Regions from separate parts of the Homo sapiens genome. Here region 2 is linked to region 1. A link is a contact called in ENCODE Hi-C or POLR2A ChIA-PET data. All regions are on one chromosome and are shown on one strand. The core of a region is the stretch at or near the end of the contact, and the rest is flanking DNA. Distances in the headings are between cores, read along the strand shown.

Region 1 (7,560 bases), core at 1,494-3,993:
CTCTCAGGGACCACAGCAGGTCTGAGAGATTCTGCCTGTCTTTCTGACACACATCGGGTCAACCCTGTGCACTGACTGATGTCTTAGGACTCAGATTCGGGGTTGCCATGAGCTCACTGTCATTTTACCTTCTCAGTACTTTTCCCTTGCTCTGATCTCACCTGCCACATTCACTTTAAGAATGCACATTTCTAGATTATTGATTTTCCAACTGAGTTGTCCCGAGGGCTGATGTTCTGTAAACAGTTATTTCATTTTCTCTGTTCAAAGATGGTTTGTACCCACCATCTTCATGTAACAGTTTCTTGGTCACTTACCATGTGAATATGCAGTCTCTGGGCATGGAGTCCCCTGGACTCTCAATATCTTGTGTCCTGTTTTGCCACCTGATCCTAGTTAGGACAGGCACTGAAAATCAACACCAATGACGTATTGTTACCCTGAGAGAAAATGTCTTGCTTAAGTGTAGAATAACATTTTCTGTTGTCTCTTGTCACCCCTCCTAGCCTTTTCCCCACAATCCCACAGTCATGTTGATGCATGCTGAAGGGTGTTATGCCCCACTCTGTTCCTCCCACACTGACCGGCTTTTCTCACCCATCAGCTCTGAAGTACAAGAGGCTCCTGGACTTCAAGGTGCTCTGCAAGCTCCTCACCTGTATCTGCCTCCCAGTTTCCACAGTGCCCTTTCATGGCCTTTCTCCTGGACATACGAAGTGTGCTTCTCAGAGGAGTTTTACTTAGTGGAATTATCTGTCTCTTAAAGTGTAATCTGTATCTTTTGAATGAAAAAAAAAAGACCTACATTTGTTCTCTCTGGTATGCAGACACCAGACTCTTTTGTGACCCCTGAAATCAGTTTCTCTGTTTCTGATGAACTCTGGAGGTTTTGTCACTGCTGCTGCACTGCTTTACTTGATTCCAGGAATTCGTCCTTTGTCCTCTGTGGAAGTTTTAGTTCAGGTCTCATTTTTTTCCCTTAAGCACAAGACCCCTCCCTTAATGTAACACCACACGTTCTCCAGCGCAGGCCATCTGTTCTATTGAAGCGATTCCAACAGCTTCTGCAATTAACTTGTCAAGAGAAGGAAGAAAAGAAAGAAATGAAATGGTCAGGTATCCCTTGAAGATTCTGATGGTCACACAGAGGGAAAGAGCCTTGTGTGTGGGACCTTGAGTGTCAGGCCACCTCTTCTCCAAGATGGGCAGGGTTTGGTCCATCTTCCCAAATGGAGCTAAAGATCCATGCTGGAAATTTCCCTGCTCTAGAACAGACAGCTTGGAGTGATGAGTCATGATGAAGACCTTTCTATTGATTCTTCATTGCTGGGGTTTCCAACCTACAGGGATGAGGACTGATGCATCTGTGAATGAGCATGCCATTCCCTGGCAGACACCTGAGTTCATTGCTTGCTAAGAACTTGGTTCTACATCACTTCTTCTGAAATAGAAGGGCCTGCTGGCTTGTCAGCAAATAAGCAAAGTTTGGCTTGCTGTTTGGAGAAGCCTAATTTTATCAGTGTCAGCTCAACATTTAAATTTGAAAAAGGAAATTCAGCATAAGCAAGGTTCACATTCAGGTGTATGCTTAAATTCTAGGTATTCATCTCATTCATGAACTCAATCAGTAGCCAGAGTTTCCAGGATGCCTAGGGATTGCCCCCAAGGATCAGTGCTGGTTTGCAGCTACAATACCAGAGTTTGACTCTGATGCCACACTCTGAGGGCAGTCCTCACCTATTGTGATAAAACCCTTCAGGTCCTGTGGCGTAGCCATGGCCCATCCTGGACATGTTTAACTTCACCCACCAGGCACCCATCTCACTAAGAAGACTTTGATGTTCATGAGAAATGAATTTCTGCTGCCTACAGGAAGGAGATAGGACTTCTCTGAACCGTTGAGGCTCCTGCTACCTCCAGAGCAGGCAACAAAGATTAGACCCTGCCAGGAGGGAAGCACACCAGATAAGGATGGAGAATTATCTTGACAAGGGGCATGAAAAAAATTACTGGATGACAAAAAAAATACATCACCAAAGATCAATAAAACATTTGTAGAACACCCCACGGAGATGTGATCTGCCCACTGTACAGATCAGAAGAGCTTCCTTTCTTCTTCTGCGTCAGAAAATATCTGCTTGCTGGTCAATGTCCAGAGGATGATGTGAAGATGGGAAAGGACATTTTCCCTGGACACCATTTCTGAAGTTACATCTCTGTGTGTGCTTTCATTGGTGATGCCATTTCTCTTTGCTTTCTCTTCTTTTCTTGGGAAGACTTCTCTGTCTACATTTGTATATTTATTTGGCTGACTTTCCCTGAATTTGCTGCCTGACTGAGTAATTTATTTCAAAATAACTACATGGCAAGCTGTTTTATGCTGTTTAACTAAATCCATTGATTGAAGCATTTTCTGACACCTGGCCGTCCACATGGAGATTTCTCTTTTCCAGTCTTCCTAGTCTGGAAAAGACGTCACCATCCACAGGAAGTGTTTGTCATTGTACCCAATCTGGTCTCAGTAGCACCATTTACATACCAATAGTGTAAATCTCTGTGTTTCTTATAGACACATGATATGGTTTGGATTTGTGTCCCCGCCCAAATCTCATATCGAATTGGAGAAGCCTGGTGGGAGGTAACTGGATCATGGAGGCAGATTTCCTCCTTGCTGTTCTCATGACAGTGAGTGAGTTCTCATGAGATCTGATGGTTGAAAATTGTGTGACCTTCCCCCTTCACTCTCTCTCTTTCTCCTGCCACCATGTGAAGAAGGTGCTTGCTTCCCCTTGGTGTTCTGCCATAAATGTAAGTTTCCTGAGGCCTCCCAGTTATTCTTCCTGTTAAACCTGTGGAACTATAAGTCAGTTAAACCTCTTTTCTTCATAAATTAGCCAGTTTCAGGTAGTTCTTTATAGCAGTGTGGTAATGGACATAATGGACTAACACTATCTTGTTCTCTGGTATCTTTATTAAAGCATTTTCAGTGTCTGCTCATGCTCTCTTCTTTAACAATAATGTGCTTTCTGTGTTTATTCCTGTGACATGCAGCAGCCAGCACTGCCAGCCCCCATGGCTCTGCATGTCCCCACTGAGGTCCTGTTCCAGTGTCTGCAAGTCCCTCCTGATATTAACATATAACCACTGGCAATTATCTCAACATTTCTATTTTCTAAATAATTTTCATTTTAAAATCCTCCAGTACCAAAAGTTGTTTAAGACAAAAACAAATAGTTAATTTCCAGTTAGCAAAGCTTTCTCTTTGTATTAAGTATGCTTTAATCACATATTCAAAAACATGTGGTTTCTATTTTAATAACTTCTAAAAAATAATTTGGATTTTGTTTTGGGTGGATTATATTGTATGAAATCCCTTGTCTTTTCATATTTTGACCATTGTATTTTAATGTTTTGTAGCATGTCTTAGAATGAATGCAGGCATTCCTTTGGAGCATATATCCAACGAAAAGGAGTGAAATTACTGGGTCAGCAACTTCTTTTTTTTTTTAATATTTGATTAAATGAAATGTTTTACATCTCTCTGTTCCTCTTGCTCTTCTGTACATTATCATTCTTGTGGCTTTTTAAATTCAACTTTTAATTTTTAGATAATTGTAGATTCACATGTAGATGCAAGAAATAATGCAAACAGATCCCATACCCAGTTTTCCAGTGGTAACATCATGCAAAATTATATTATAATATTTTTAATGTGGGTGTTTATCACTGTAAACTTCTCTCTTAGAACTATTTTGCTGCATCCCATAAGTTTAGGGATGTTGTATTTCCATTTGTGTTTGTCTCAAGATAGTTTTTAAATTTGCCTTTTGGTTTCTTCTTTGACATACTGATTGTTCAACATGATATTATTTAATTTTCAAAAATTTGTAAATTTTCCAATTTTCTTCCTGTTACTAACTTTTAATTTATTACCATGGTGGTCAGAAAACAGACTTGATATGATTTTAATCTTCTTAAATTTGTTAAGATTTGTTTTGTGGCTTAATATATGATCTATCTTAGAGAATGTTCTGTGTATGCTTGAGAAGAATGGTCATTCTGCTGCTGTTGAATGTAATGTCCCATAAATGTCTCTTAGGACCTCTTGGTCTATCGTGTTGTTCAAATCCAAAGTTTCCTTTTTGATTTTGTGTCTGGACAATCTATCCGTTGTTGAAAGTGGGGTATAAAAGTTTCCTGCTAATGTTGTGTTGCTGTCTGTTTCTCCCTTCATTGTGTTCATATTTTCGTTACATATTTAGGTGCTCTGAACTTGGGTGCACATACACTTAAAATTGTTATATTTTCTTGATAAATTGACTCCTTCGATCATTACAAAATTATCTTCTTTGAATCTTGTGGCAGTTTTTAACTGAAAGTCTATTTTATCTGATGTGTGTATAGCCACCCCTCTTCTCTACTAGCTACCATCTGCATGGAACATCTTCTTCCATCCCTTCACTTTTAGCCTATGTGTGTCCTTAAAGATATATTGAATCCCTCAGATGCAACACATAGTTGGATCTTGGTTTTCTTTTTCTATTCATTCAGCCACTCTATGTCTTTTGATGGAGAATTGAATTCATTTATATTTAAAGTGATTATTGACAGATGAGGACCTATTACTGCCATTTGTTCAGGGGTTTCTGACTATTTTGTAGATATTTTGTTCTTTCTTCCTCTTGCTGTATTCCTTTGTAATTTAATGATTTTTTTGTGTGGTAATATGCTTTGATTTTACTCTTTTTGTCTTGTGTGTACCTACTACAGGTTTTTGTTTGTTGTTGCCATAAGACTTACATAAAATATCTTACAGTTTTTAGTCTATGTGAAGCTGCTAATAACTTAACTTCAACTGCATACAAAAACCCTACACTTTAACTTCTTCTCTCTACACATTTTTATGTTATTCATGTCACAATTTACATCTTTTCATACTCTGTATCCACCAACAAATTATTATGGCTATAATTGTTTTATTTTATCTTTTAATTTTATACTAGAATTAAAAGTGACTTATGCCATCAGAGTATGAGAGAAGTCTGAATTGTACTATATTCTTATTTTTACAGTGAGTTTTATACTTTTGAAATGAGAAAAGTTCCCTTGTTCCCCTCGCGGGGCACGTGATGGGGGTGTGGCTTGCTTCTTCAGTGCCCCACTGCTCAAACCTCTAGGGGAGCATACAGATGGGCAGATTGTGGGGCTCCGACCCCACGGTGGCATCTAGGGGTGGATGTTTACAGCTCCTGAAGCCCTAGGAGGAGAAACTTCTCATCTGCTAAATGGGGCTCCCTTGCAGCTCTGAGGTTCTGAGATCTTAATGTGTGCACTGTGTCTTCAGTGCACACAATACCACCCAACACAAATTCAATGCAATTGATTCCCCAGCAGTTGAACTCAATCACAATGCCACTGGCCTTGTTCTAAAAATTAAAGAACTGCTGCAGGAAGGGCCCTATAAATTTTGTCATCATAACTGCCTGAGCCAGAGATGTGGGGTGTTCCCTGCCAATCAGGGCAGAACAGGTTGACATGGGCCAATGAAGCCCAGAGGTCCTGGAGGAGATGAAAGTCACACAGGCCCCCTCAGAGATATCTGCCAACGTCAGTGTTGGGGTCTCTTCTGAAGGACGCTGTCTGTGAGATTGGGAAAGGTACCCAGCAGCCTTGTTTCTGTGGCCCAATACTTTTTCCACCAGACTCCTTCACGTGCCTAATTTGGGACATGGTTTCTGAGCTGCAGGTGTTGCCCACTCCAGCCCAGAGATCCCAGAACATCCTGCAAGCTCAGACGCAGGATAAAGGGCCACAGGAGCAGGAGCCTCCTCTCTCTGGGCAACTTCAGACTGTTTCCCCACTGTGCTGTCCTAGAAGGGGCTGATGCAGTGAACAGAGCCCTTGGGGCAGGTGGGGCCTGGGCTCAGCTGCAGAGACCAGGGGACGGGCTGGACCACATTCTCTTTCTGCCATATGCAGCTGCCTTACACTACAAGAGGGGGAAGAAGGGAGCTGAGGAGGTAAAAAGAGAAAAGACCCAGAGCCAGCGGGCTTTGTCACATCGGCTGTGACAGTTAAACCTGGCATTACTCGTAATTGCTTACATTTACTACACATTCATACAGAGGCCATGCTGTGGCTAGGCGTCTCTGGGCTAAGAATGTCTTATTCATTTAGAACTAGTACCTCGGACTCTGATTACGGGCCTTGCTGCGTGTAAGGAACAGCACTGCTTTAGCATGAAGCCTAGCCTATTGTCAGTGCTCAGAGAGCTCTGACACCAACAATTGGTTTTCCTACAAAGAATCACGTAATATTTGGGTTATAGAAGCAGGGCAGTGCTAACTGGATGTCCTGAAAGGAATGGACCTGGCATAAGAAGGGATGGAGAGCAGAATTTGAAAAGCATCCAATCCTGAAATTGGGCTGGAGGGAGCATGTCCCAAGCCTGTTAGGGACTGCAGGAAATTCATGACCAGTATGAAGGTGAAGCTGGGCACCTGCAGGCAGGCTGGTCTGCTCTCTCTGCTGTGACCCTCCTCAGGGCAGGCTGTGCTGTCAACAGGTGTTGTGCAATGCCAAGAACCCATGAGAATTCTCACTACGCCAGGGTTTTGAGGCACCCCTGTTCCCAGGTTCCTTCCTAGAACCCTGGTCGCCTTGGGATGACTGGGGGATTCTAGTTGACTACCCAAGGAAATCTGAAGCTTGGGAAGTTTGCAATGTTAAGTCTCGGTCCAGAGTCGGACCTGGCTCCGCGCCTGTCTGGCAGCAGCAGCAGCAATCCCTATCCGGGTCCAGAGCCCTGCCCAGTGGATACTGTGTGGTGTTTCCACAAAGTTGCATCTTTGAGCACCTCACAGAGAATCTGGAGCCTCTCAACCAGGACAACGTGAGAAAAAAATCTGAAGAAAAAGGCCCAGGTGCTTGGGGTAAGAACAGCCAAGCAAAGGGCAGAGGCTGAGTGGGTGCCAGGAGGACACTTTGTCACTTTGGAGACAGAGCCTTTGGCTTAAGGAGTTCCAGGCTGCTCTGGAGGCGTCGGGGGAGGCCTCTGGGACCACCTAGTCATTTTCCGCAAGAAAGTAAGAGATTTCCCAGTTTTGTGCTCATGGGGAGCATTCACCTGAGATATAAAACTTTGGCTGCTTAACTCATTTTAAGGGAATAATAACATATTTGCATACACTTTATTTGGAGGCAAAAGAAAAAAAATAGTCTGTTGAATAAATTATTCTAGATTTTACTTCCCAGGGATTTTTTTTTCTTTCTAAAAATTATAGACAATTCATCTCCTATTCTCCCTTCTTGAGAAATTAACCATTTGAAAACAGATATGTGCCCTTAGTCTGCCTTCCAATATCTCTCATACGATCCATGATTTTTAAAGAAATACAACTCCATTGCATGACCAAAGGGAGGAGGGGGAAATGGAAAGAAGGAGCTGGGCAACACAAGCACCAGGGGGAAGGGCCTGGGGCCCAGGGCCAGCACCTCCCTACTTGTGGGAGCCTCAGCTGTTCCTTCAATCCCCAGGCCACACCTAACCTTGGGTTGAAA
Region 2 (7,560 bases), core at 2,651-5,150, 88 kb after region 1:
GGATCTATGTTGTGATTTTCCTTTCAAGGCTTGCCCAAAATGCCACACTGTATCTTTTCCCACCACTGATACCTTTAGTGCCCCAGAGTCTATTGAGTCACATGACCAAAGCACTACCACACGGCTGATATGACAGCTTAGAACAGCTGCGGACCCCAGGTCTGCTCTGGGCTTCAGTCAGTCGCTAGTAAACTGTTCCATGTGGTATTCCCATGAGTGTGGAATATGTTTCCTCTAGATCCTAAATAGGACAACCAAGCATTCTCTACCCTGGAGAAGAGGAAGGAGAAGACCAAGATTCACTGCTGGAAGAAGAAAACAGCCTATGAGGCTACAGAAACAGGCAGAAAAGAACGTGGAGAAGAAAACTGACAAATACACACAGTTCTCCTCAAGACCTATGGACTCCTGGTCTGAGCCTAATAAAGACTGTTTATTCCAAAAAACACCTCTGTATTATAAATTCTTCTGTGTAATAGTGTGTTACTGTGCATCTCTTTCCAATTCTGCATTACTGGTGTTAAGTGTGAAATGCAATAATGTGTTCTTACTTTAGAGGGATGTCCTGGCACAAAGTCTAAAAACTTCAAAGATGTGGAGGATGCTGAATCTTCACAGGGTGTATTTCCCACTCTCTGGAGTGCATTTGTCTTACCAGTGCCGCCAATATGCTTGCCCTCATGGCTCATTCTGTTTGGTTAATAAGATATTGTTGATACAGTGGAACGATGTCATGTTTTGTGGAATGTCCAGAAGGTCCACGTCCAGTGGTGTGCTGCATGCAGCTAGCTCATACTGCCTCATGGAGCCAACTGTTAAATTTTCAGAAATTGTGCAAACCAGTTGTTAAACATGACTATTATTTTAAAATAAGTTATTTTAAGGCATAGGTAACAAATCCCTAAGCTCTTCATTTTCTAGGTATTTAACTATCTTATCATATTTTCCATACTCTTCTGGTTATTTATATCTGTTATGTCTATATAATAAAGATACTAAATAATGTTGTCTGTATAATAAAAATATTCTGGATTGGTGATGAGCAACAATCACCATCTTTCGTTTGAGTCTCATGGCCATGAGACCAACCCCATGCACTGCTCTGAGACCTGCCAGCCACTCCCATTCCTGGGGTGCGGTCCTCCTGGTTCAGAAGTGATTTTCCATTAGGCTATCTTTTAATTTAAACATGAACTCTGCTGTGCCCATCACTGTCTGTGTGCAGTCACAGGTAGAGGGAGAGCCTTCAGATGGCACCCTCAGCACTTCCCAACCCTTTCCTTCCCTCTAGGCCAGAAGGTGGTGGTCGTACAATGCGAGAGCATCAACATTTCTGGCAAGTTCTACAGAAACAAGTTGAAGTACCTGGGCTTTCTCCGCAAGCGGATGAACACCTTCTGGAGGCCCTGCCATTTCTCGGCCCTAGCCGCATCTTCTGGTGGATGGTGCAAGGCCCACTGCCCCACAAGACTCACCAAGGCCAGGCCGCCCTCAACCACCTCAAGGTGTCTGACGGCATTCCACCGCCCCATGACAAGAAAAAGCTTTGGTGGTTCCTGCTGCCCTCAAGCTTGTGTGTCTGAAGCCTACAAGAAAATTTGTCCGCCTGGACACCGAGCTTATGAAGTTAGCTGGAAGTACCAGGCAGTGACAGCCACCCTGAAGAAGAGGAAGGAGAAGGCCAAGATCCACTACCAGAAGAAGAAACAGCTTATGAGGCTACAGAAATAGGTGGAAAAGAACATGAAAAAGAAAACTGACAAATACACACAGGTCTCCTCAAGATCCATGGACTTCTGGTCTGAGCCTAATAAAGACTGTTTGTTTATTCCTCAAAAACAAACAAACAAAAAAAAACCCTCTGTATTATAAATTATTCTGTGTAATGGTGTGTTACCATACATTTCTCTACAACTCTGCATTTTCAGTAATCTCACATTGACAGTTTAAAATTGGCCATGGTGAGAATATTTACACTGCAGAAATCAGCAAATGATGTAAATCAAGGCTTTTTTGCCTGGACTTGCAGCACATCCATGTCCCATTGGACCCTATTATGACGGGAGAGTTTTAACATGGTACTGAAGCAAAAATGTAAATGTAAATGTACACTTATATCCATACCTGTAAATTCAAACTGCCTTTGGTCTTTCTTCCTGATAGTATTTGAAAAGAACACATTCAGCCAGGCACGGTGGCTCACGTCTGTAATCCCAGCATTTTGGGAGGCTGAGGCAGGCAGATCACGAGGTCAGGAGTTAAAGACCAGTCTGATCAATATGGTGAAACCCTGTCTCTACTAAAAATACAAAAATTAGCCAGGCGTGGTGGCATTTGCCTGTAGTCCCAGCTACTCAGGAGGCTGAGGCAGGAGAATCGCTCGAACCCGGGAGGGGGAGGTTGCAGTGAGCCAAGATCATGCCATTGCACTCCAGCCTGGGCAACAGTGAGATTCCATCTCAAAAAGAAAAGAAAAGAACACATTATTCACCAGATTAATAGCCATATAACATGGACCTGAAACCGTGCTAATCAGGCACAACAGCTGTAATTACAGCTATTTCTTGGTTGAGTTTGTGCTAGTCTGGTCATCTTTCAAGTTGCATCTGATATTTGTAGTGACCAGACTGGTGAATTAAATGTGAAATATGATAGAAACAAACCCCCGCACCCTTTAAAGGTGGCCTCAATCAGCCATTTCCCTTGAATTGTGATATTGTTCTTGATTCACTGTCTTTGCGGTAAGAGGTGTAGATTCAGGGCTTCCACTTCAATCTGTAGCTCGTACTCCACAGACTAAAGAACTATGTGGGGATTCTGCCAATGGCCAAGCATGTGCATTCCAGTTACAGATTTAGAGACTGCAGAAATGACTACTGGGTAGATCCATGGACCTAGTACATGCCATTTATTAGCTGATCTCATAGGCTCCCTTTCTAATGGAAGAGAAGCATAACGATTCAGTTATATGAAGATTGGCTAAATGTTCTAAGTACTCTCCAAACCCAGAGCTTTATAATTCTCTGTTACTACAGTGTGCTCCATCTCAGAATAACTAAATAGAAAAGGAGGAAGCTGAGAACTTTAAAAACTGAGGTCCTGAATAGATGAATCATAAGCCTGAGAGGACTATCAGGATGCCCGGGACTCACTGGAGGTGGGAGTAGAGACACTGTCCTTTTTCTTCCTGTTGACAGAAAGAAGCAATGAGTGACCTCTTTTACCTACCACAGTGATGACTATTGTTGGCATATTTCCTATAGATATTCCCCTGCCCCTTTTACCATAATTTGTGGCTAATGAATTGTCTGTGGGCTATGGACCCTAGAGTCTCAGCAGAATTAATGAGCTCTTTCCCTCCGTGGGATCCCTCTACCACCATACCATGTCAACATTTCTACCTCCAATGCCACTAAAACAGAGGCACACCTCTGCCTAGACTGAGGGGGAAAATTGTTGGCAAAGAACTCAATGGCAAAGAACTCGATGGCAAAGAACTCGATGGCAAAGAACTCAATGGCAAAGTTCTGACCTTGGCTTCATCCTCCCTGCAGAGATTTGGTGGGCTTTGGTTGGTGCAAACCCTCTACAGTTAGCAGATTTGGGTTCAAACATCAGCTCTGGTGCTTACTAACTATACTGCCTTGGGAAAGTTATTTATATTTCTTTGTTTCAACTTCTTCATATTGGAAGGAAGAGAATAATATGTAGAGTTGTGAAGGATAATCAGCAGTGTAGAGTAAATGTTTAATAAACAACTTGGTTGGTGGCAGATGGGGAGAGCCCTAATTTGTAGTGTTTGCCAATTTTCATAGTGTAAATATTCCTGCCATGGCTGTCTCAAGCCACTGATGGTTTAATAACTGTCTCACAAAATTCCTAAAAATTTACTAATCAAGAGATAATCTGAGCCAGCTCCAGCTCATCACACACATGTGTGCTTAGAAAAGTGCCAGATGGTCAGCATTAGCAATCCCTATTGTGACCAGAGATGCAGTTGCCCATTCAAGGATGCCCATTCCTTTTTATTTTTTTGTTTCTTCCTGATGTACAAGTGGAGGCTGGGCACCAGTTAAGAGCTCTGTCATGGGGAATTGCTGGTACCAGAAGAGATTTTTATTTGATTGAAGGTAAGCAGAACCTTTGCTCTTTGGCTGTGAGATATCAGTTTCCGCCTATCCTCAACACTGGAGGACCAGATTTGGAGTTAAACTTACTCTAAAATCCTAGTCCTAGCACTTATTGACTAGGTAACCTTCTACAAGTCTCTTGTCCCGTCTGTGACTGTTCACTTTTTGGTAAAATTGGGATAATTTTATCTCTTTGTAGGGTCACTGTGAGAACCAGATGTTCAGGGAGTTGTTTATCACCATGCTTTGATGGTAGCTACTAACAGCAAGGGTAGCTCATGGTCACTAGACTATCATAAACCCCTTTCAAAGGACCTCCCAACTCCTTCCCCAGCTCCTAACACAATGCTGGCACTTTGGGGCTCAAGAAATGAATAAATGCGTAGACCAATGCATGAATATTTCAGAAGGAAAAGGAGTAGGAGAAAAATAATGAGAGTGGAAAAGACAGAGAACAAAGAGGGAAAGGGAAACAGTCACTAAGAAAGGTGTAATCTAAAGAGATTCAGCGATATAGCAGAGAAAGGAAAGGAATGAAATGCCAAGATAATGACAAAGTTAGAAATGTAGAAAATTAATTAGGATGACACATGATGGATAAATAAGAAACAATTGGCTATTGTTTAAGGTTACATGCAAAGAATTTTATATTACAAAGAAAACAAAGGAGGGGGCGGCAGCCAATGAGCATGAGGTTTCTTTTGGGAGTAATGAAATATTCTGGAAGTAAATGGTGTTGGTTGCACAACTTGTGAATATACTTTAAACCACTAAATTACACACTTCAAAAGGGCGAATTTTATGGTACGTTAAATACATCTCAAAAAATGAAAGCGAAGGCATAATTAAAAATTTAGAGGCCAGGCACAGTGACTCATGCCTGTAATCCCAGCACTTTGGGAGGCCGAGGCAGGCAGATCACCTGAGGTCAGGAGTCTGAGACCAGCCTGGCCAACATGGCGAAACCCCGTCTCTACTAAAAATACAAAAATTAGCTAGGCATGGTCTTGAGTGCCTGTAATCCCCGCTACTTGGGAGGCTGAGGCAGGAGAATAGCTTGAGCCCAGGAGGTGGAAGTTGCAGTGAGCAGAGATCGTGCCATTGCACTCCAGCCTGGGCTATAAAACGTGACTCTAAAAAAAAAAAAAAAAAAAAAAAATTAGAATGGTGGTGACATCTTGAGGGGTGACAAATTGAGAAAATTGAGAGATCAGGGAGGGGCACACAGAAGCTTCTAAGATACTTGAAACATTTGCTCAGTTCCTTAACCTAGTTGTTTAAATATGTAACAATATTTTGAAAATTAAAAATATATTTTAAGTGAGAAAAGAATAATGGGAAAAACAGGAAGAAGACAGAGACAATGGCAGAGAGTCCTGGCAAAAAGGGAGATGTGATAGAGCTTAATACAAGATGGGGACCCTGTAAGAGGAAGACATTCCTGCCATCCTCTGAGCTCCATGGCACGTTTGTGGTGTGGCCCACCATCTCATCTCCTCCCCTCATGGCCTTCCTAAGGTCCTGTAAGACCCTGAGTCCTTGTCTCTGACCTGCCAGAGTGGCTTCAGTCTCCCACCCCCAGCCCTCAACTGACCTTCTATGCCCCAATACATCTCTATTTTAAGGAAAAAGTCCAGTCACCTCCTCTAGGAAGCTTTCCCTGATATACCCAACCAAATTGGTCAGTCATCCTACAGAACCTTTACTCTCATTCACCCAGTACATTGGTGTTACTGGCCTTTAAATTTTGGACTCTCTTTTTGGTGGTGTCTGAAAGACTACAAGATTTAGGGAGAGTGATTCTTGGAGTCTTTCGATAATGTTCCTGTGAACCCTGGTGATTTTAACATGCTTGTGGCCACTCTTGCCTCCTACTTGTAAGCTACTCATGGCAAGGACGAAGCATGTGGACCAATTTCCACCCCTCCCTGAAAGTCAGTTGGTTCAGAAACTTAGGTTGCTAAAAAGGCCAGGGCAACCAACCTGATCTCTCTATAAGTAGGGATATCTTAAAACAAAACAAAATCTCTCTCATAGATAAAACACTGTCTCTGATAAGCTTACTTGCAAATGAAAAAATACAAAATAAATGGAATGTACAGAGTTCTATAAAATTCATTCAACCAATAGAGCAATAATTGAGCCTACAGAGACAACTTATCAGAAAATTCATTCAATATACCTTACGAGATCATCCAATAGATAAGAGACAACTCTAGAACAGCATTCAGAACATAGTGGCACTCAATAAATTTCCCCTGAATGAATGAATTAATGAATTAGTGCATATTTTAATCAGCCTCCTTTGCCCTCACCCAGGAAGTCAGAGGCACCAGTGTGAGTATCCATCTGCTGTCCAGTACATTCATGGATTCCTCACTCTCACTAGACAATGTTTGACCAGGAAGAACAGGGAATGAGAAGGAGCTGCTGGATGGTGATGAGCCTTGGAAAGGGAGGCTGGGCGAGCAGAGACAGAAGAGAAACACCTACCTGCTGTGACCTCACAAACACCCAGGCTGAGTTTTGATAAGACAGGTTGAATCACACTGGAGTGACAGCCTCATCCCTCCAGGTACAAACAAGAACAGGCCATGGTTAACCAAAGCTCCACACCGGGCTTCCTCCTTCTGGGCTTCTCTGAACACCCAGGGCTGGAAAGGACTCTCTTCGTGGTTGTCCTCACTTCCTACCTCCTAACCCTAGTGGGCAACACACTCATCATCCTGCTGTCTGCGCTGGACCCCAAGCTCCACTCTCCAATGTACTTTTTCCTCTCCAACCTCTCCTTCTTGGACCTCTGTTTCACCACGAGTTGTGTTCCCCAAATGCTGGTCAACCTCTGGGGCCCAAAGAAGACCATCAGCTTCCTGGACTGCTCTGTCCAGATCTTCATCTTCCTGTCCCTGGGGACAACTGAGTGCATCCTCTTGACAGTGATGGCTTTTGATCGCTACGTGGCTGTCTGCCAGCCCCTCCACTATGCCACCATCATCCACCCCCGCCTGTGCTGGCAGCTGGCATCTGTGGCCTGGGTCATTGGGCTAGTGGAGTCAGTGGTCCAGACACCATCCACCCTGCACCTGCCCTTCTGCCCCGATCGGCAGGTGGATGATTTTGTCTGTGAGGTCCCAGCTCTAATTCGACTCTCCTGTGAAGACACCTCCTACAATGAGATCCAGGTGGCTGTTGCCAGTGTCTTCATCTTGGTTGTGCCTCTCAGCCTCATCCTTGTCTCTTACGGAGCCATTACCTGGGCAGTGCTGAGGATTAACTCTGCAAAAGGGCGGAGGAAAGCTTTTGGGACCTGCTCCTCCCATCTCACTGTGGTCACCCTCTTCTACAGCTCAGTCATTGCTGTCTACCTCCAGCCCAAAAATCCCTATGCCCAAGAGAGGGGCAAGTTCTTTGGTCTCTTCTATGCAGTGGG

Evidence for each region. A loop is a pair of places that touch in the nucleus more often than their neighbours do. ChIA-PET counts read pairs that join two places held with the same protein, here RNA polymerase II (POLR2A). Pooled maps may share reads with other maps.
Region 2: a pooled map shows a loop between it and region 1 (2.0-fold over the local background). The contact joins the promoter of OR2H2 here to the promoter of LINC02829 in region 1. A Hi-C loop is called at or near these places in 3 of 50 pooled maps. POLR2A ChIA-PET finds 5 or more read pairs at or near these places in 2 of 52 experiments (GM12878 and H1).

Annotation. Positions count from the first base shown.
Region 1 is chr6:29,494,732-29,502,291 of GRCh38, forward strand. LINC02829 (long intergenic non-protein coding RNA 2829) reads left to right here and starts at 2,744. Exons shown (of 5, transcript NR_183360.1): 1 at 2,744-2,808; 2 at 3,418-3,485.
Region 2 is chr6:29,581,221-29,588,780 of GRCh38, forward strand. It overlaps OR2H2 (olfactory receptor family 2 subfamily H member 2), which reads left to right and starts at 3,901. Exons shown (of 2, transcript NM_007160.4): 1 at 3,901-4,130; 2 at 6,450-7,560. The coding sequence starts at 6,725. SNORD32B (small nucleolar RNA, C/D box 32B) reads left to right here and starts at 1,032; the gene lies at 1,032-1,108. It also overlaps the pseudogene RPL13AP.